Linked DNA regions of Mus musculus: region 2 is linked to region 1. The links are chromatin loops, found by intact Hi-C in ENCODE. Cell type or tissue: left cerebral cortex. All regions are shown on one strand. Each heading gives the region's core, and the rest is flanking DNA. Links, peaks and the distances in the headings are about the cores only.

Evidence for each region. Hi-C counts contacts between places; a loop is a spot of excess contacts. Peaks named below come from ENCODE experiments on the same cell type or tissue, not always from the same donor. Only the 100,000 strongest peaks of a DNase experiment are listed, where the experiment ranks them.
Region 2: it touches region 1 in a loop (2.9-fold over the local background); 2 of 42 quality-filtered maps call a loop at or near these places.

The regions. Positions count from the first base shown.
Region 1 is chr2:26,903,917-26,909,329 of GRCm38, reverse strand. It overlaps Med22 (mediator complex subunit 22), which reads left to right. Exons shown (of 4, transcript NM_001033908.1): 2 at 257-337; 3 at 1,029-1,237; 4 at 3,337-4,063. The coding sequence ends at 3,526. Among named protein-coding and RNA genes, the nearest start is that of Surf6, 3.7 kb to the right of the region's middle. In left cerebral cortex, for the core only: a CTCF peak has its summit at 2,016 (motif pointing left); a DNase peak (open chromatin) is centred at 2,043.
Region 2 is chr2:26,312,962-26,318,380 of GRCm38, reverse strand. It overlaps Gpsm1 (G-protein signalling modulator 1 (AGS3-like, C. elegans)), which reads right to left and starts at 2,848. Exons shown (of 14, transcript NM_153410.5): 1 at 2,661-2,848. The coding sequence starts at 2,728. Gm52505 (a long non-coding RNA gene) reads left to right here. Exons shown (of 2, transcript XR_003953775.1): 2 at 1,955-3,032. In left cerebral cortex, for the core only: a CTCF peak has its summit at 2,877; DNase peaks (open chromatin) are centred at 2,207, 2,822, 3,330, 3,944 and 1 more place; H3K4me3 peaks cover 1,778 bases; H3K27ac peaks cover 2,188 bases.

The DNA of each region.
Region 1 (5,413 bases), core at 1-5,000:
TTTATTTCTTATAAACTGTCACAAAGACTGGGCAGTGTCCTTTTGACATGAAGTAACCTATCGTCACCCAGAGAACAAGAAGGGGTTGGAGACATTGCCAGTTGTCTAGACAGGAAGTAGGCTCTGGATCTGCGGGAAGGCCTGACAGGCTATGGTAAAGACATGAAGGCGGGTGGCGGCGGCGGCGGCGGCGGTGGCAGCTAAGCCAGGTGGCTGCTCCCTGTGTTGATTCTAGGCTTTTCTTATTTGCCCTCAGATTGAGGATGAGACGCAGGTGTCTCGGGCTACTCAGGGCGAACAGGACAATTATGAGATGCACGTTCGAGCAGCCAACATCGTGAGTGTGGGATGGAAGACACCATGGAGGGGTTGTAGGTAGAGTCCAGAGTAGCAGAGGAAAACAAGGGAGCAATGGGGTGGGCAGAGCCTGTCTTGGGGATTGCCCTCATAGGCACTGGGAGGAGGGCCTTGTCCGTTCTGTGGTGGTGATGAGAGGGAGGGCAGCTGTTCCTGTTGACATGAAGGTTTCCCAAGGCTGCTTGCGAATGGAAAAGGAAATGGTGGAATGAGTCCTGTGTGAAATGTGAGCCTCTTGATCTTGCAGAGAAAGCCCAGTAGGCAGTGTCTGTGCAGTGGGTATCGGCAGCGGTGTGGGGCACAGATGCCTGCGACTGCCCAACCTGCAGTTGTGCCGTATCTGGGAAAGGAGGAGTCAGGAGGAAAGTCGGCATGGTTTTCTGTTGGCTCTGAGTGGAATACGCAGGATGTGTACATGGTGTGAGTGGTGTGGTTGGGAAAGGAAAACTCCTTTAAGTGAGCAAACTTAGCCCACTTGGTCACGGAGGGTACTGATTTTGCCTCCCTGGCTGTGCCTCTGTCCTCACAGATACCTCTGTACAGGGCAGTGTTTTTCTTTGCAGAACGTAAACCAGACTTCCAGGATGCACTGCTGGCTCAGCAGCACGTACACAGAGCAGGGCCACTGTGTCTGCCTCCTTTTATATTTTACCCTGATTACGATGGTGCAGGTTCGAGCTGGTGAGTCACTGATGAAGCTGGTATCCGATCTCAAGCAGTTTCTGATCCTCAACGACTTCCCGTCTGTGAATGAAGCCATCGACCAGCGTAACCAGCAGCTTCGAGCCCTGCAGGAGGAGTGTGACCGCAAGCTCATCACCCTGCGGGACGAGGTCTCCATTGACCTATATGAGCTGGAGGAGGAGTACTACTCGTCCAGGTACAAATAGGGCTGGACTGCCATGCAGGTGCTGCCTGCTGCCTGCCCAGACCAGCTAGGGCCTGCAATGGCCTTGTGTTTTTCCAAGTTCTCCTTGGCAGCAGAGCCCCTGACTAGCTCGTTTGACGGACAGACAGTCATAGCCAGCCACCAGCAGGGGCCCAGGCCTTCCCTTCAATGAAGAGGGATGAAAACACAGGACTTGGTTGTGTGTCAACGGCTGTGGCCAGAAAAGGGTATCCCCCAGGGGGCGAGGAAGCCCTCCAGGGCAACACAGTCTCTGTCTTACTGCTTTAAATCTCTTGTCTGTCTAGACAGTTTAGTCAAGGCTGGATTGGCCCCTTGTGGCCTTCCAGGTCTCTAACGACGTTCACTTTCTGGGACAGCCCTGCCTACTGCTTGCTCAGAGATTCAGTTCCATGTGAATGTCATCAGACTCACAGTGGAGAGGTGGGATGGGGGAGGGGTAAGGAACTCAAGCAGGGTGGCTTTGACTCCTGGGCCCAAGATACCTGGATGTCAGCTCGGCCTTATTCATGGAGCTGGAGTCTCCTGGTGTCAGACCTATGTTAGTCTCAGAGGATAGCAGCAGGCAGGATCTGTCACATAGCTCTCTACAGGGCCACTTAGAATGTTGATACCTGAAACTTTCTGATCCAGAGAGGCCTTGAGAAATCAAGAGTCCAGTGTAAAATATGTCGTCGGAACCGGGCTGGAGAATGGAGGCCTTGCCCCACCCCATTAGCTTGAAGTTAAGGTTCCGGTCAGCAGCACCCTGCCTGACTCCCCCTGGTGGTAGGTTTGCTCCTGCTGCTGCTGCACAGAAGCTGCAGTCAACTACAGATGTCCAGTGCTGCAGTGGACATCTTGTTCCCATCTTAGACTCAGTGTCACTGCCAAGCTTCAGTAGTTCTAAAGTTCTCCAGAGAGTTCTGGGGTTATCTTTGGTCTCAGTGTTCATCAGCTTAGCAGAAAAGTGGGAGTATCTACTGTACCCCAAAGTGGCAGAGACTTAGACCAACCCAGGGTGAGTTCCTCACATCTTCCTGTCACTACCTTGTAGTACTTCAAGGACACTTGAGCGGATGAGTACTGGGACAGTGACTCAGTCCTGTACAAGGGTTGAGGGGATAAATTGCTCAGATAGGAACCCAGAGTGCTGGGTTTCCAAAGCCTCGGCCCCTCTGCATCACGTGCATACGTTTCTGGGATGATCTGTGTCCTCTTTGGGCAATCACCTCTCTCATATTCCTCATGGTAAAGCAGCTGCCCCATGCCTAGGAATTTCCTTAAATGGCAGAGTTCTTCGGTAGGTGAGGCAGTAGGTTTTGTCTGCCCCTATCAGCCTCCTGCCCACACCACCACCAGTTGCCCAGCTTCCCCTCTGCATGGCTACTCTTGCCTGTATACGAACTGCTTGCTCTTTCTGGCTTTGCCTTCCCTCCATTCTCCTGGGGATGCTACTCCCTTTGTCTTGGGTAGTTCTGCGAGAGACTGCTGGGGACAGGCATGGGAGAAAGCTAGGGCCTTGTGCATATTAGACAGCTGTAGAAACAGATGTGGTCCAAGTAGCCACTGCTATGACCACTGAGGCATTGTGCTTGCCTCCTCCTGTCTCTGGCTTTCCCTGTGTAATGTAAGGAAATGGAATGTGTAAAGCCTGGGGCTTAGAGCTGTAGAGCTAGAGTAGTGGTATATAGAGAAATGCTCAGACCTGTATTGCTGACTGTTACCCAGTTAGGCCAGGACCCTGTAGGGATGGAAACAGGTCTGCCACCAGGAGCTCTTTGTAAAGTCTCATCACTACCCTACTGGTAAGGGATGGGTAACAGGTAGAGGCTGATAGGAACAAGGAGAGTCCTATGTGTCAAGAAGGACCCATGGGGACAGTTTGCCTAAGTCACATGGCCTGTTGACACCACCTTTCTTTGGATGCAAGAGTGGCCAGAACCGCTTAGCAGAGGGGCCAGCACAGAGGAGAAGAAGGGGAGGCAGTCAGGTGATGTTCATTTCTTAACTCTGCATCTGTCTTGCTTTCCCCTCCCTGGCTTTCCTCTGCCTGCTCCTGTCACTCCTGGGGGTTTCTTGTGGTGGCAAAGCTCAAGTCTCTGCGAAGCTAATGACCTGCCTCTGTGTGAAGCTTACTGGAGGCTGGACCTCGACGCAGATTCTGCTGATGGCCTCTCAGCCCCTCTTCTGGCGTCCCCGGAGACTGGTGCTGGTCCCTTACAGTCTGCAGCCCCTGTCCACTCCCATGGTGGTGGCCCTGGCCCTACAGAACACACCTGAGCCTCTTGGGGTACCATCGCAGGGTAGCCCTCCCTAGGGCCTAGTTTATCAGAAAGGAAGTGCTGTGGATACCCAGCACAGCCTAGCTTTTTTCAGTTTTAGCTCCCTTGGGGACTTTGGGATCAGGAGCCACTGTAGCCTCAGGAACCTGTCCAGGCCAGGGCCAGTTCCCCGTGATGGTTGGGGAATGCTGTCCAGTTATTTACAGCAGGTGGCTCCCTTCCTGACTGCCAGTGGAAGTTTGTCCCATTGAAGACCTTGAATAGGGAGGGTGGTTGGTGATAGGAAGACAGCCTCAGTTTGTTTAGAATTGTGAGGTATTCAGTGGACCTTAGTCAAGTCCAGTTACCCATCCTTAGGTTCAGGTTCTATAGAGAGCCCTGTCCACTGCCTGCTGCCTGGAGCATAAATGTCTCTGCCACAGCTGACTGTCCAAGATTGTGTGAGAGGCAGCTAGCCAGGGTGTCTTCCTGGATTCTCCCACCATTTCCTTCTGCTACTTTTGAGATGAGACTGTTGAATAAAACATTAGCTTTTTGTGCTGTTGTCTGTCTTTCTTGATTAGTCCAAGATTGCCCTTGGGTTCCTTGAGTAACAGCCCCTCCTTTTTTTTTTTTTTTTTTTCTTATAAAAGTGGCATGGCACTTTTTATTTTTACAACCAGAAAATAAGTCCCAAATTCTCAGTTCAGAGGCTGTAGTTGAACAACAGAAAGGGGGTAAACAGGTACCAGGTAAGACTGGGGGCCCTGGCCCGCTCAGCCCAGAGAACCCCAGGTAGCTAGCACAGAAGTTCTAAGTCTAGTAGTGTCCTCTGCTCTGGTCACTTCTCCTTCAGGGGCTCAATTTAGCCACTTGGACTCCAGTTCGGGGCTGCCCTGAGATGGGGCTGGGGTGGTAAACAACCCCTGATCACAGGTAGTATGGGCTGTGGGACAGGTGCAGGCCCAAAGATGTCTCTGTAGTAACAGGTGTCAAAATCAGGGCTGAACACTGTTATAATGGAAATAAAGAGTCCAGATGGGGGCTTCCAGTTTCCCTACCATGCCTCTGGGGTGGAAGAAGAGCCCTTAGAGGTGGGGAAGCAGCCACTGAGCCACCACCCCTTCACATCTCTCATGTGGCTGGAGGATCTTCAAGTAGACACTAGCATCATCCCACAGCCAAGAAAACTGTGACCTGAAACCTGGCCAACCAAACCCACAGTGTGGCCGAGTCACCTAAGCCACTGTGCTCAGGGCAGGGAATACTACATTGATGGGAAGAGGGAGTAAGGGGGAGATGGGAGAGTGAGGCCTAGGCTGGCACTTCATCACACATGTCCACCACATACAGGCATACATATACACACCATTCACACCTGCACACATGCGTGAGAGACTCAGAGATGCAAAGACAGTGTTGGCAATAGAGACACCAAAAGACGCCGAGGGATTCCAACAGCTCCAAGTCCTTAGAGTGGCTGGGTAACCTCTCCCAGGAGTTGTCCATCACAAAGCAGCGCATGTGAGGAGCACAGTAACACCAAGAGGCCTGACACCCATGGAGGGAACAGTGGGACGGCCCCTCCTTATATAGCTTTGGGTTCCTGGCATCTAGTAAATCCGTGACATAAAATAAATGGATGAAGAATCCGCTAGTACTGCAAGCTATATGACTGCAGCACCTGTACCTTTGATGCCACCTATTTTTGCCATCCTACTTAGAGCTATCATGCCTGCATCTTAGAAGGACTGGCCTTGGGCTTGGAAAGGCTGAGGTGTCTTGCTCAGAAGCGAAGATCTTAGAAACCGGGAGCTCAGACCCCATTGCCCCTCAGTACCAGGCTCACGGCTGACATACAGAAACCATGGTTCTCGGGCAGGTATGTGCATTCAGCCTGTCACTC
Region 2 (5,419 bases), core at 332-5,331, 590 kb after region 1:
GCTTCTGGCCAGACAGACCTACAGATGAACAGACAAACAGTGATCCTTCACCTCCCCAAAGAGGAGGGCACTGCCCACTCAGCTGACCCATCTCTACACTGCGGTCCTGACCCCAAGCCATGTCACCTCTGGAGCCACTTTCAAAGGATCACAGCTCTGTGCCACTCCCCTTACAGATGCCAAGAACACAAGAACCAAGACCCAGGCACTGTCTGCCACATCTCAGTCACTGTAGCAGCAGCTGACTCCACACTCTGCTCGTGGCCTCCTGATCTCATCTGTGTGTCCCCTTAAGTCTCCTGGTGTCCTCTAGTATCCACAACGAGCTGTCTAGCTACCTGAATCTCTGCCTGCCCCCTTCTCTGCAGAGCAGACACCTGGGACTGATCCCTGGCCCAAAGCTTGAGAGACCCTTGCTCACAGCTCCGCACTGCCCAGCATCTCACAGAAGGAAGTTACGCTGACTTTCCCTCAGCAGCCAGGGAAGGGGTGAGAGGGAGTAAGGGGCAGTAGAAGCTGCGAAGGGAAGAGATATCTTAGCTTCAGGAAAGGACCTAAAGGTCAGGGTTGCAGGGCTACCTGGGGAATTGTGCTGTCTGGGACAGCGCTGAGGAGAGAACACAGAAAGAGATACTAAAGTAGGGGACCAGCATTGTATGGCCATGTGGCCACAGAGGCCTTGCCATGCCCGGGCACCAGTAGCCCCTACCCTAGGTGCACCTTTTGTAAGGCCACTCCAATGTGGGCTCCCCTGCTAACCCTCCCTTCCCAGCTTCACTCAAGCCTTAGCCTCTTCCTCGTGGGGCTGGGAGTCCAGAAGAGGACATATAAGGACTTCCTGGCTACTTGTCTCTGGGACCCTCTAGCCCAACCCCCTGTTCTGGCCTCAGTGCCAGTGTACCAGAGATTCTCAACAGAGACCCTCTCCATTCTGCCCCACCCCTCTCAGTGTTCCTGCCTCCCTGAGCCAGCCCCTCGCTACACTCCATGAGGAGCTGGCCATTCAGGGACATTATCTGTGGCTCTTCTCAGCTCTTCAGCCCCATTTTATAAGTATCAAACCCTCTCAGTCAGATACCAGTAAGAATGGGGATGCTCGTGGGACAGTGGATGATTCAGAGAGTGTCTCCCACCAAGACATCCCATATCAGCCCAGGGAAGCCTGGCTGTGACACAACAGGTGGAGGCCAAACAGCTCACGGGCCTCCTGGAAGGCTCAGTGGGAAGGCTCTTGGCTGCACAGCTTAAATCTGGTCCCAGCTCAACCCTCTGAGCTCAGCTTGGGTTTCAGCTTGGAGGGATGCCAAGCTGAGCACAGGGCCTCAACCAGTATCCTGAATACTGTTCCTAACCAGTGAGAGCTACACAGGGGCTAGGGTTCTACCTAGTGAGTCACCTCAAGGGGGAACTGGGAGCAACTGACACAGCTTTGAGACCTGTGCTCTGAATGTCCACCTCCCTCTCTTACATGCGAGCACTCGCACACACATACATACACACACGCACACGCACATGCACACACACGTTGCAGTCTGCCTAGTAGACACCTCCTTCTCACAGGGGTGGCTGGCCCTGAGTTAAATGTGACCCCACAGAGCCTCTGCTCCCAGGGGACTCCAAGAAGCTGCTAGCAAACCTCTTACCCTTGCACTAGAACTTGGAGGAGGGTGTGGGGCTCAGGCATGATCTTCAACACCACACAATGGGGACACTGTCTCTGAGCTGCAGCATTAGAACACTGTATTAGAACGGGACGGCAAGGATCTGTTCGCCAGGCACCAAGCCCTCATTTTGCTCTTTGGGGGTACTAGGCAGAGCTTGGCTAGCTGATGAACCACCCCACTTGAGTAGATTTCTTCAGGGTTGACCCCTAACAGGGAGACCCCAGATATGGGGAAGGGCTAGACGAGGTGGGGGCCAGAAGCTAACTGAAGGATGCTGGGCCTTCCTTTAGGTCTGATGACAGCCCCTGCCCAGAACTCAGGCCGGTCCAGCTCAACCTGAAGCCAGAGTGAACTGACAGCTCTGGTCCACTTCTGGGATCAGCATCTCACCGGAGAACACCCTCATCCATCAAAAGGGAGTCACCAGGGAGGCATGGAGCCAGGGGCAGGACTATCCTGTCATTCCCAGTGGGCGGGCACACAGCACAGACCGCTCGATCACCTGTGAACCTGCCTGGAAGGCAAATGCCTTTGTAGGGAAGCACACACCCACTTGCCTGGCTCAGGCCCAGCTCCTTCTGGCCTAGGGCTGGGGATAGCTAGTGAAGGCAGGGCCCCATCATGACAGCCTGGGTCGTGGCCATGCTACACCAACACCGGGTCACGGCAGTGTCAGGCTTGAGAAGAGAACTCCAGATAACGAAGACTGGCATCCATGCTACTCAGGGTCCCGCAGAGCCGGGTGGTGGAGTGCCCGCCCCGTAAGCCCTTTTGGCATCAGGACAGGGTTGCAGGCAGAACCCAGTCCCAACCCCTCTACCGCGAAACTGATCTTTGGGCCCTGGGCCCCGCGCCCCCACCGCTCCCTACGCAGATCCAGGGAGGCGCGTCCCCGGCCACGTTGCGCGTCGCCGCAGCAGCCTTTGTTCTGGGCCGGCAGCCTCCCGCCCGCGTCTGCCGCTCAGGTCCCCGTTCCCATCCCGGTCCTTGAACTACCTGGAGTAGAGGCGCCTGGAGGCCGGGCCCGGGAGCTCCTCGGCCACGGGCGGGGCCGGGCTCGCCATGAGTCGGGGACGCGCCGAGCAGGAGCACCGCCCCGCTCTGCGGCCGTCCGCCTGCCGATCTGCCCGCCTGTCCGCGCGTCCGTCCGCCTGTCCGCGCGTCCGCGGGAGACGCCGAGGAAGTGATGTGCTGGGGTGCCGCCGCCCCTCCCGCCAGAGCTGTGATGTCACCGCCGCCAGGCGGAGGGAGGGTGGGGAGGGGCAGGCGCCCACCGGCCACCACTGCGGCGGTCCCGCCTACCGTGGGGTGGGCGGGGCTCTGTCTTTGAGGTCCAGTGCAAGGAGAGTCCTGCTCTAGTGTGGACAATGCTGTGTTTCCTTTTCTTTGGGGGGGAAGCCCTGCTAAGCCTGGAGTTTAGTGCTTTTTCTTACACACACACACACACACACACACACACACACACACACACACACACACGAGAGTTTGCTGTCACACACACATCCTGTTCCTTTCCTGTCACCTCTTGTGGGGTACAGGCCATGCAGATGCTCCTGGGGCTAAGGAGAAAACAGGTCTTCCTAGATGGAGTCAGGGTGGGAGGATGCTGTCCAGCCCTAGGCAAGTCTCTACCTTCCTAGGGCTTTCACCACCAGATTTCATGTTGAATTTCATCTGTGAAATGCAAGCGTTTGGAAAACATACTGGAAGAACACCAGGAGCCCACGTGGGAGGCTGGCCGTTGCTCATTCATCTGCCTACCCTCCTCTGAGTTCTCCCAGGACCCTGAGGATCTGAACCTCGGAGTGATCTTTCTTCATCCAACTTGAGTAGCCTTGGAGCCTTCACCTCAGCCAACCCCCAGCCAGCCACAGGGCACCATCTGGACAGCCAGTTCCATTGGGACTCACCCAGGTCTCTGCTCTTCTCTCCAGGCCACTCTAAATCTTCTTGAAAACGTAGCTGTGACCCTCAGTGGAACAGGAACATGTCAGGGTGCAGACTATGGCAGTGTCCTTGGCAGTTTTTCTGCACCCCTGGACCCTGGTCTGAAGAGGGACACCATGCCAAGGTCACCCCAGACAGACCCTGCAGACGCAGCCCACAGTACAGTGGCTTCAGGCGGAGAAAAATGGCAACAAAAACAAACACAAGATAAAACTGGGCTGTTGGCCCTGAGCTAGTTTGTTTTCCTAGGAAGGAGCAGGAGCGAGCAATGAGAACCATCTGTGCCTGGGGCGAGGCGCAAGCTTGCTGCTGTCCCCACACCTCCCCCTAAGACCACAGGAGCCAGGGCTTGCTCTCTCTTGGCTAAGGCAGAGTGTGTGTTATGGCTGGCCAGGCACCACCCACGTTTGCTGAAGTCTCGGGCCTGGTCCCTAGCAGACCCTGGCTCTGGAATGCAGGCGCTTCCTGGTTGCCTTCAAAGGATACAACATACACATGGAGGCTGCTATGACCCACTTGGTGTCAGACTGGGCTTAGATTCCCAGGCCTTGGTTTTAGGAGGCCCTTAGAGACATACTGCAGCAATACAAGCCCCTGCGGGCCCCCAGCTTTGCCAAGGACCAAACCAATGAGCCCCATATGTGATGTTACAGGGTTCTGTTGTTAGGCCCACAACATTCTACTGGGGACAAATTTGCTTCTTCCTTGAGTCAGGAAGAGGGCCACAGGTTGCGAGTCAGCTCTGAAGCAAGCTGTCTGAGGATTCAGTTTCTGTGTTAGAAAGACATGAACTGCCGGGCATGGTGGTGCACGCCTTTAATCCCAGCACTTGGGAGGCAGAGGCAGGCAGATTTCTGAGTTCAAGGCCAGCCTTGTCTACAAAGTGAGTTCCAGGACAGCCAGGGCTATACAGAGAAACTCTGTCTTGAAAAACCAAAAAAAAAAAAAAAAGACACGAACTTCAAAACTATCTCTGTCCCTACTGCTTTCTCCAAGCTTCTGTTCTGTCACCCACAAAGGGTCTATGAGGATGAGGCCTGTGTCGTGCTTATGGTTCCTGGCATACAATGAGTACCTCTGGCATCAGAGGACTATTACAATTGTATTTGATCCTGGGGAACCCTACAGTCACTCCTGGCACACACTCTACCACACAGCCAGGGTAGCTTCTGCCATCACAGGCCTCTTTAGGTGGAATGTAGTAAGAGTAGGCATGGAGAAGCAGGCCCAACATTGGGGACACTTGTGGGAAAGGGCAAGATGGGCCTAGAAGAAGAGGGACCCTTGGGATATCAACCCACATCTCTGTGGGCCTCCTGCTAGCTCTGAACACACACACACACACACACACACACACACACACACATATGAACACACAGACACACACACAGAAGGAGAGGGAGAGGGAGAAGGGAGGGGCAGAGAGAGAGAGACTCGGTTCAGCCTTCGAAGGAGCTCCCCCCCCTCCCGCCCCCCGTGTATACAGCGAGGACCTGGTTATCCTCTACCTATAAAGTCTCTGCAGCAGCTGAATGGTGGTTTTCTCCCTATGGAACATTTGAGAGAAGAAGATTCTTTTCCATGTGGGAATAACCCCTAGCTATGTTACTGATACTGGGGAAGAGTGGAAGACAGGTGACTTCATCACCGCCCCATGTCAGGTGAGTGAGGGCCAAGGAGTTCATGTCAGCTCCAGTCATCTTCACACCACATTACCAGGTGACTTCCTGCAGTCACCGACTTGTGCCTGCTGTGGTCACTTGATGGTCTGTGGCATGCACAAGGTGGCAGTAGTGACTCATTCCAGG